Linked DNA regions of Homo sapiens: region 2 is linked to region 1. Evidence: chromatin loops called from intact Hi-C (ENCODE). Cell type or tissue: gastrocnemius medialis. All regions are shown on one strand. Links, peaks and the distances in the headings refer to the core of each region. The heading gives the core; the rest is flanking DNA. Region 1 has its middle 14 kb from the start of RAMAC. Region 2 overlaps FSD2 (fibronectin type III and SPRY domain containing 2).

Evidence for each region. Hi-C counts contacts between places; a loop is a spot of excess contacts. Peaks named below come from ENCODE experiments on the same cell type or tissue, not always from the same donor. Only the 100,000 strongest peaks of a DNase experiment are listed, where the experiment ranks them.
Region 2: a loop joins it to region 1, with 3 times the contacts of the local background. A loop is called at or near these places in 18 of 110 quality-filtered maps.

What each region holds. Positions count from the first base shown.
Region 1 is chr15:82,969,293-82,974,671 of GRCh38, reverse strand. It overlaps a transcript of HOMER2 not described here. Among named protein-coding and RNA genes, the nearest start is that of RAMAC, 14 kb to the left of the region's middle. In gastrocnemius medialis, for the core only: no CTCF peak of the experiment used is centred there; no DNase peak of the experiment used is centred there; H3K27ac peaks cover 2,554 bases.
Region 2 is chr15:82,760,340-82,765,718 of GRCh38, reverse strand. FSD2 (fibronectin type III and SPRY domain containing 2) reads left to right here. Exons shown (of 13, transcript NM_001007122.4): 11 at 421-553; 12 at 3,441-3,617. Among named protein-coding and RNA genes, the nearest start is that of SNHG21, 12 kb to the right of the region's middle. RefSeq lists a silencer at 2,116-2,316. In gastrocnemius medialis, for the core only: no CTCF peak of the experiment used is centred there; DNase peaks (open chromatin) are centred at 471, 658 and 2,118; H3K27ac peaks cover 5,000 bases.

The DNA.
Region 1 (5,379 bases), core at 144-5,143:
TGACTCACAGAGCTCTTTACTAGTCTTCTCTCCCAAGTGCCCCCAGGGAGCCCCTGTGCAATATCATCCCAGTCATATTTGGAATATGAACTGTGACCCTTACCTAGGGAAATATGTCTCTCTCCTCAGATTAGAGCATATTCATTCTAATTAGACATTGTCGTGTATTGACTCTGTTTTCACCATGGTAGGTAGAAGTCTGCCCCTCCCATAGGTGAGTGGAGAACCTTTGCTCTATGGAGACCTTTAGTATTTTTTTTTTTTTTTGAGATAGAGTTTTGCTCTTGTTGCCCAGGCGGGAGTGCAATGGCGCGATCTCGGCTCACTGCAACCTCCACCTCCCGGGTTCAAGCTGTTCTCCTGCCTCAGCCTCCCGAGTGGCTGGGACTACAGACACGTGCCACCACGGCTGGCTAATTTTGTATTTTTAGTAGAGATGGGTTTTCTCCATGTTGGTCATGCTGGTCTCGAACTCCTGACCTCAGGTGATCCACCCGCCTCTGCCTCCCAAAGTGCTGGGATTACAGGTGTGAGCTACCACGGCTGGCTGATCTTTAGTATTTTTAAGTGGGAAGGACATTGGCTTAATTTTTTCACCCAGGCTGGAGTGCAGTGGCACGATCTCTGTGCACTGCAACCTCTGCATCCTGGGTTCAAGTGACCCTCGTGCCTCAGACTCCTGGGCTCAAGTGATTCTCCTGCCTCAGCCTCCCGAGTAGCTGGGATTACAGGTGTGCACCACCATGCCTGGCTAATTTTTGTATTTTTAGTAGAGACAGTGTTTCAGCATGTTGACCACGCTGGTCTTGAACTTCTGGCCTCATGTGATCCGCCCACCTCAGCCTCCCAAAGTGCTGGAATTACAGGCATGAGCCACCATGCCTGGCCAGACATTGGCTTTAGATGGATGCAGATGACCTGAGTGACTTTGCTGAGATTCTTCTCTGAGCCTCAGTTTCCTGATTCCAAAATGAGATTATAATGATTTTATGAACTATGATGTGTTTTCTATAGCCTAGATGATAAGCATTAACAAACAGTTGCACTGTTTTCCAAACCAAAATAAAACACTCTAACTTGGCTTGAGAAGGGAGAGGTTCTAATACAAACATTTTGTCATTGTCCTATGAAAACAACCATGTTAAAATATGAAGACTACTAGCGCTACCATTATGTAGTAAATACCGAGCATTTACTACATGCCAGGCACTGGGCAGAGCTTTATATTTATATTTACTCATTCTCACAACAACCTACCTGGCTACATATTATCCCTCTCTTACAATCCAGGCTTACAGATGACGGGCAGTTATGATAAGCAAGCAGGAGAAATGAGATTTAAAGCCAGTTCTTTTTTCAAAGCCTGTGCCCTGCCCATGGAAGGGATAACTCAGGAACCTACAGAAAAACATATTTGAGGCATATTTCTGAGACATAGGAGCTGGATGGCAGGGTGGTCAAGATTGCTCTGTGGTGAGAGACTAGAATGCAGATGTTTTGTGGTTTTGATTGAAGCAAGGTCTGTTTGCTTTCATATTAGACACTGCTGTAGCCAGAAGTTGGAGCCTGTCAGGGTTCAAGAGACAACCTGGACACAGTTTATAGTTCCTTTTACTTTGACTTATTCCTGAAGCTGGAGTAGAGCAGTGCAAGATATAAATGAGACAAGGAGGCAGGGAGGCTCCCTGTTGCCTGCCTCTTTTGTACCTCATGGAGGTATACTCCGAATTTAATGATTCTTGAGAACTCACAGAGAGTAAGATGTCCACCAGATCCAAAGCATGTAGAACTGTGGGCTCACTGCTTAGCACCCAGATACAACTTTTACCTCCATATAAAGCATTTTGTTACTCAGAAGGCCACGTCACCTGCGGTTATTATCCATATCTGAGGCTTTGAAATTCCTGCTGTGCCAGCACTTGAGGCAATCTCCATTTTCTTGTACCTCTACTGCAGTGCCTAAGAATTTTCTTTCTTTCTTTTTTTTTTAAGGCAGAGTTTTGCTCTCGTTGCCTAGGCTGGAGTGCAGTGGCGCCATCTCAGCTCACTGCAACCTCCACCTGGGAGGCCCAGGTGGGCAGATCACCTGAGGTCAGGAGTTGGAGACCAGCCTGACCAACATGGACAAACCACATCTCTACTAAAAATACAAAATATTAGCCAGGTGTGGTGGCACATGCCTGTAATCCAGCTACTCAGGAGGCTGAGGCAGGAGAAGAATTTTCTATTTATTTCCACTCGGGTGCTTTCCATGGCCGACGTGGCCATGGCCTGCAACAGACACACCAGCATAAAGTTGCATTCTATTGTAAAACTTTAAGAACATAATTTGTATTCTTAGCCAGAAGGGCACCCCACCTTCAGGTAGAGGTGCAGGAGTTCTTGGATGGTTAAGGCCAAAATTTTCTTCAAAAAAGAAGCTCTGATAGAGACATAAAGCAGATTTGTGATTGCCTGGGTTAGGGTAGGATAGGGATTGACTACAAATGAGCATTAAGGATCTTTTTGGGCTAATGGAAACATTCTGAAACTACATAGGGGTGATGGCTGCACACTCCATAAATGTGCTACAAATCATGAATTGTACACTTACAATGGGTGAATTTTATGGTAGGTAAATTATACCTAAGAGCAAAAGAAGGAAGGGAGGACGCTAGCAAGCTAGCTCGAATATACAACCTTGAAGCACTTGGTTGAAACCCCAGGATAATATGGCACAGAGAATAGAAGAGGAGATTTAGGCCTGGAAAACCTTAAGGGCAGGAGTTAATGATTAAAATCTTAGTGTCCAGACATCTACCTTTGAGTAGTCTGTGTCCTGATGTACCTCTTGGAAAGATGACAGTCATAATATTACTATTGGCTGTGGCAGAAATAGCTAGTTCCCTCCCCCACCCCCATATCAGTTCTGTTCTGTCCTTGCACAGTAAAGGAAGGGTTTTGAAGCACTGGCCCAGAACTGGACTGATTTTAGCACAGTCAGAGATTAATGGCAAGAGCCATAGTTTCTTGCTTCCAAGAATCCTCTAAAATCTATTTAAAATTTTAAATAAATTCTCCACTGTAAGGTTGTTGCATCTAAAGAGAAATGTCAAAGTGAAGCTGGCTATCCATCCAGGCTGGATAGTGACACAATTACTAAAATTTATTTGAAAATGGTGTCAAAGTAGAAAAAAAAATGATACCCTTAGCAGCTCTGCCTCCTCAACAGCTTCTGTTTATCTTTCTCTGTGTCTGTGTGTGTGTGTGTGTGTGTATGTATCTGTCTCTCTTGCTCTCTCTCTCGCTATCTCTCTCTCTCTCACCTGATTCAGAATTCTTGAGAAAGGATAGGAATCACCAATGTTAGAAACGAGCCATGCCCCAGTGCCCTGTGGAAGTTAGGACTACAGGAAGGAGCACATGAGCTTCCTCTTCCCTACCCCCCATAATTTTACTTACCTGCACCTATGGCACGATCCAGAGCCCAATCTTTAGCTGAAAACATCCAGAAATCCAGAGCTGCTCATTATCAAGAATTGGGTTACGTTAACCAAGCTCATGATGTTCTCAGTAAACAGGTGCCCGTGTATTAATTTACAATGAGGAATACATCTTCCCTTTGAATGGACTGTTTTCTTCCCATCAATAATTCAGGGAGTCCCTTCCTTATGTCTGGGTATCCAGGAGTTACCAGGGGCCATGGACTATGGCTTTTCACCTCTGTGTCCTCAGCACAGGCTCTGGAACACAGCTGGTGATTAACAAATATCTGCCAAAGGGAATTGAATTTTGCCAGCGATAAGGCTTATTTATCTTGGGCCATTTTTAGACAAACAGGAGCTGGAGATATTTTTACCCACATATTATTGTAGTCAAAGGCTGTTTCTTAGCCACAACATCCATGCAAAACACAGCATGGCAAGAAGAGGCCATTTTTTTTCTTACACAGCTGACTCCATTTGAAAGAAATTTTATCTCAGAGGATTTACCTAGCAAGATATCAATCTACTTCGTTTTGTTTGTTCTCTTTTCCTTTACATTCGACATGAATGCTATAAAGGATTCTACTATGGCACAGGTAATAATAGCAAACACAACTATAGAGTCTCCACTGCCCATCCTTGAAATAGATTATTCAGTAGAAGAAGAGCAGTGCTGTCATTTACTGAGTTGTATGGGAAGTAAGGATCAAAACCAAAGATAAAAAAAGAATTATGAGTCAGTGGAGTCCAATTTAGCCTTGATGGTAATGTGAGGCATGTTATTAGGTCCATTTTCAGGGAAGATTACATTGTTTGGAAGGAAGTGTCCTATCCATTTTTCAGAGCCCTGGTGATAAAATCACTGGCGATAAGAAACCTCTCTCAGGCCCCAAAACATAGGCCTCTCCTTCTCTTGGGCCCTCTCAAATTATCTGCTGATCTAGATACTCCTAATAGTCCCCAAGCCCTGCTGACAGCTCTGTCCTCCCCCTGCCTCAGGCAAGAAAAGTTTCTGGTCAGGTTGAGGAGGTCTTGCTCAAAATTCTTCTCATTCTGCATACTCTGCATGTGCAATTGTATCTATTCCTATGGCTTCAGCTACCACCTATAAGCTGGATGGAGCCTTTGCCCCTCACTTACCATGTATGATCCTCACAGTGTTTAGGCATGAGTTATTTTCCACATGATAATCCTCTTTCACCGCCATCAGATATCCTAGGTCTCTTTTCATCCAGCTGTTGTGTTCGTTTCAGTTAAACAAACATTTATTCCATGGGTGTGGCAGGCATCTTCTGTAGTTGTTGAGGATACAAAGGTTCTATTTAAGTTAATTTTCCTCTATTTCATTTATAGAGTTTTTTATTTTTATTTTTACTATCCAGTAATTGTTGGAATTTCTAAAGTGTTAACTTTCAGTTACTGTTCTCTTTCTATCCCTGCATCTTCCCTAAGTTTATTACTATGGTTTCAATTTCATAAAGATAATTTTCAAATAAAACGTCTGGCTCCATGTCTTACCTATCTCATTTACTGTATGCACTTAGATGTCTCTTCGTCTCTTTAAGTAAACATTTATTGTAGCTTTAGTTCCTGGATCTCTAAAATGCAGAAGTGAATGAGGAGTGTTCCTTGGTCAGTAGGTGTATGTGAACCTACCCACAAAGGCTGAGGGAGCTTAGAGGACGAAGAAAGAGGCTGACAAACCCAGCTTCTCAGAGGGAAACATTTCATAGGGACTTATGAACAGAAGTGATGTCTAGGCAGCCATAAGAATCGTAGATCCCCGCATCCGCCCTTTATAAATAGCAAGCTTTTAGGGTAAAGACGTGCAGCTAGTCATGTCTTCAGACTTTCTTCCAAGATTCATGACCACTGGGGAGGTTAGGTAAGCATCTTTATGAGGGTTTATCTGTGT
Region 2 (5,379 bases), core at 93-5,092, 210 kb after region 1:
ATTAAGAAGTCCTTCAATTCCTATTTCCCTTGGCAAATAGGTTAGAAATTCTTATCCATACACAGGCATTACAGCTAGAGGTAAAGAGCACAGCCTCTGGAATCAGAGGGGCTTGGGGTTCAAGTTTAAGTTCTATCATTTGCCAGCTGATTTCTTAACCACCTTGTGCCTCTGTTTCCTCATCTACAAAATGGAAATAGTGACACCTGTTTCTAAGGGTCGTCGTGAGGATTGAAGGGGATACTAGGCACACAAGACTGCCCGATGAGTGTCAATTGCCATCCTTGTTAACTGGACGCCTATTACTAGGCCAGGTCCAGGCTTAGGTGTATCCCACACGAAGCTAAACCGGTGACCACCGCCCACATGGAGAAAGCAAGTGATTGGCTGCGGGTCTTCTGTGTGTTCCTCCTCCCACAGGAAGCTACTTTCGCCTAAACAAGGACACTTGCCATCCCTGGCTGACCATTTCTGAAGACGGACTTACGGCTGTACGAAGTGAAAGGAGAACCCCCGCCAGGGAGCTGTCACCCAGCGACACTCACTTCACCAGGTACTTTGTCAACCGCTCACAAGGGCGTTCTGTGAACTTCCCGAAGGTGCACTGTTATTCAGGTCAAATCCGAATATGGCACGGAGGCAGCCTCGAGGGAAAAGGAATCCTACAAATGAGTGAGGAGGGAGGAGCCTAATGGGGAGGGGACCCAGAGGAGTGTGGGCAAGAGGGGTCAGGCAGGTGCAGGCAGAAGAGCCCCCTGGGACGGTGAGGTCAGGAGAGGGCGCGGTCCCCTGGGAGGGCATGGTCCCTGGGTCCTAGGCTGCCAGAGCTGGAGCAGCCAGAGGTCATGAGGGTGGGACAGGAATTACTAGTGGAGGGTGTCCAAGTTCTTGGCGTTCTGAACAAAGAATTGGACAAAATGCACAAACAAAGCAAGGAAAGAGGCCAGGCACGGTGGCTCATGCCTGTAATCACAGCACTTTGGGAAGCCGAGGCAGGCAGATCACCTGAGGTCAGGAGTTTGAGACCAGCTTGGTCAACATGCTGAAACCCCATCTCTACTAAAAATATAAAAATTAGCCGGGCCTGTTGCGGGTGCCTGTAATCCCAGCTACTCGGGAGGCTGAGGCAGAAGAATTGCTTGAACCCGCGGGGCGGAGATGGCGCCACTACACTCTAGCCTGGGCAACAGAGTGAGACTCCTTCTCAAAAAAAAAAAAAAAAAAAAGCAAGTAAAGAATGAAGCAACAAGAGCAGAGATTTATTGAAAACGAAAGCACACTCCACAGGGTGGGAGTGGGCCAAGCAAGCGGCTTAAGGGCCGGGTTACAGAATTTTCTGGGGTTTAAATATCCTCTAGAGGTTCCCACTGGTTACTTGGTGTACACCCTATGTATATGAAGTGGCTAAAGTGAAGTTACAAAGTCATTTACTGGGTGTACACCCTATGCAAATGAAGAGGATGTTTCCTGCCATGCTGAAATACAAAGCTATTTACTTGGACTTAGAAGGTTGGGGTTTTTCCGTTTAATTTAGTTCTAGGAAGTCCTTAGGTTCCCTGCCCCCAGACCCTGTTCTCCTGCTTCACAGGGGTCATGCTGTGGGCTAGTGGGAGAACAGAAACAAGGACCCAGGTCTCCCACCAGTTAGCCCAGTGCTCTCTCTCCTGCACTGTGGTACCTTACAGCAAAACTCCTGATGGAAAACTGGCCATGGAGTGAGTCTGTTCCAAAGTTCAAGGCAGATAATTGCTTTGTACATGTACATATGAAAGAAGCCGGAAAGATCATGTTTGGAGAAATATAAGGAATTTGGTATGTCTGCGGTATAGGATCCATGACGGGAAGAGGTGGAAGATGAGGCAGGAAAGTCGGAGAAAGTCCAGTATACACACAAAAAGTTAGGATTTTATCCTCTATGTGGTGAGAATTATTGGAGGATTTAAAGCAGGGGAACAAGATCAGATTACATTTCAGAAAGATTCCAGTGCATGGTAGAACGTGAGCTGGGGAGGGAGAGGGAAAGGCAAAGGCAGATGGGAAACAGAGACCAGAGAGGAGACTATGGAGGGCTTGACTACGCAGTAGCATGGGTGAGAGGAGCCAGGGGAGTCAACTGCTGTTGAGCACATAAAACCAACAAGGCTAGGTGCTCACCTGTTTAAAGGGCAACAGAGAGGAAGATGAGTCAGGGACTATCATATTGCCATATTTATAGAGTGCTTACCAAGTGCTAAATGTATTTCATCTCATGCAATCATCCTAACAGCCCTGTACTATTACCAATCCCAGTTGACGGATGAGAATACTTAAAACACAGAGAAGTAACTTGCCCAAGAGTATAATGCTATTAAGGGTTGAAGCAGGAATCAAACTAGAAGGTGAGCTTGTAGCCACTACATTATTCCCATCTTAGTTTTCCACCAGGGGGTTACCGGGTAGATAATGACTCTATTAACCAAAATGGAGATGTGAGAAGTATGTACCCCTCCCCACTACACCCCAAACTTTGGTAGATAAGAGGGGTGGGAATATGACTTTTTCCATTTGGGACATTCTGAATTTGAAACAACAAGTGGAAATGTGAGTCTGGAGCTTGAAGCAGAGATGGCCTCATTTTATAGGTGAGGTAACCGAGGTAGAAGTTAACCAACATGCAACCTCCTTCCCAAAGCTTTGCTTGAGCAGTAAGAACTTGGGGTTTTGAAAGTAGAGAGAAAATTTTAAACTGAACAAATCTTTCTAGGGATGTTGAGGTCTATATATATTTTGGTTAATGTAGGAGTCTCCTGAAGAAGGTAGAATATTCACTTTGGAGATACCAGTATAATTTGATTTTCACTGAAAACCTTCCTCTGTTGATACTTTGCTGATGTAGAACAAAACATAACTCTAATCTTTGTCAGTATAATTGTTCCCAGTGCAACAGTGGAGGTAGATTTTAATGATCTGTGAGGAATCTGCTATCTTGTTCTCCTTGGGCTGGCCTCTGAATTCCACCAGGAGTCATCCCTAACATGATGGCTACCTCAAAGGCCTTCCATGTTCATTTAGTACCATAAGCAATGGTGGTGAACTTCAAGCTTATGGTTCCCTTAACCGTGCTGTGTTGTGTATTTTCAACCCTTTTCTTTTTTTATGAACAAGTGAACCAAACCTTTTTCTATGAAAGCCCCAACCATTTTAAAGAGCAAACAAAACTTGTTCTGTTGGTTTAGTGCCTCCTCCTCTCCCATTACCAAGCAGTAACATAATCTCAAATCTTCAGTATCAGCCCACTGAGCTTTGAGAGCTAAGGGTACTTTACAAGTTAAGTGTCCAGAAGCACCTACCACCACGTTCGTAGACCACCGACTGACTGATCCCAGCAACTGGCATCACTGACCTGCACAGCCAGGCTTGGGGCACCCCAGATCACACATGCTTCCACTTTCTAAAACCAGGTGTGTTGCTGTCATGGGAAATCTAATTCCAGTCCGAGGGCACCATTACTGGGAGGTGGAGGTGGATGAGCATTTGGACTACAGAGTTGGTGTGGCCTTTGCAGATGTCCGTAAACAGGAGGATCTGGGAGCAAATTGCCTCTCCTGGTGCATGAGGCACACATTTGCATCATCAAGGTAAAGTAAAATCTGGATACTCACAATTAAAATTTGCTTTTGAAAGATTACAGCAAGACCTTTTCACTAGCAATAATTAAGACACACGTTATATTTTACAAATATTTTAAGATATTTCAGGAGTTGCTGCCAGCCACTTTCCCTAAAGTCCAAGTAAGAGGAGAAAGAGCAGCTTTTCTTCAACTAAAAATAGCTAAAATTTATGGAGAATTATGTGCCAAGTACTCTTACATGCATTATCTCATTTACTTCTCACAATTGTGTTATCTCATTTGAAAAATCAGAATGCTGGGTGCAGTGGTGTGCACCTGTAGTCCCAGCTACTCAGGAGAGTGAGGTAGGAGTATTGTTTGAGCCCTGGACTTCAAAGCCAGCTTGGGCAACATAGCAAGACCCCGTCTCTAAAAAAAAAAAAATAATAAAATAAAAAAATAAAATAAAATAAAAGAATAAAAATAAGAAGACCACACCTCACAGCAATTAGATAATCCAAACGACATGGATTTGGAACTTGGATTCAAACTCAAGCAGTCTGGTTCCAAAGATTTCATTCCTAACCACTTAAGTGATAGATTTTTCATTTCTGTTCACCTTTAGTATTAAGCCAATACAGTTTGCTTTGAAGCCCCAGTTCCATCTTTTTAAGTAAATGTGGGCAAGAGGCTTAGTAGTTATGGCTAATTCTGGTTTGCTCCTGCTGCTGGGCACTCTGTCTTTACACATGGAGTAGTTCCATATAGTGGGAAAAAAAGTCTCACGAAGCCCAGGCCAATGAATACACTTTCAGACTTAGAAGGCCATGGTTACAACCTTCCTTCACCTCAAAAACTGAAAAACAAGACCCCACACTGCTTTCCTATCACACCTTGTAAAATGGGGCCTCTGACCCTCCTTGATTTGATGAATCCTATTAATGTTCATCCAATGCTCTCTGCCCATGATCCTCTATCATGGTTATTTACACATTATGTGTCATGCCCAAGCATAAGTGGGAAAACCAACTTCCCCTCCGATAACAGATGAAGACTCTAATGAAATCTACTAAACCTCACACCCAGTTTGGGGAATCCAAGAATTACTATACACTGAGGCAGATACTTTATTTGGGGATTCTGCCTGAAGTAAGACTAAAGAGCAAAGTCTCTTCTTTAGAAAGGCAAGAACAAGGGGCAGAGTAAAACTAAGGGAGCATAAAGAAAGCCTAGAAGTCCACGTGTAGAGGGAAGAATAAAGGGGGTAAGAAGACACAATAGAAGAGGGGTGGAAACAGAAGAATGACAAAAGAAGGGCAAAAGCTACAGTCCAAGTGCTAGAGCCAAGCCAGTTTCTTACAGATGTAGGGTGTGTGTGTGTGTGTGTGTGCGTGCACGCACACACGTGCACACACGTTACAAGTGGAGAATGAAGGTAAGGTATCCTAGGATAAGGTCTCCTAGCAGACTTGCATTTTTGGCTCATAGTATTAGACTTTATTGGTGGTAGCATAGAAAGTAGAAGAAACGACTCATAGCTTCTGGCAGCTGCTTAGTTAAATTAAGGTGAAATGGGCTAGAGACAGGCAGGCTTCCTCTGACACGTTTAGATCATATTCCAAGTGTTTATCCCAGTAGCCTAGACTAGCCTGTTGACACAAAGAGCTCTTCAAATATCTGTAGGTAGCAGGGTTAGGAAATTCCTGTGACAGGTTTTCATTTCTGCCATTTTTCAAAGTACACAGGATGTAGAGCATGGATAGTGATATAGTATTGATTGGTAACAGGCC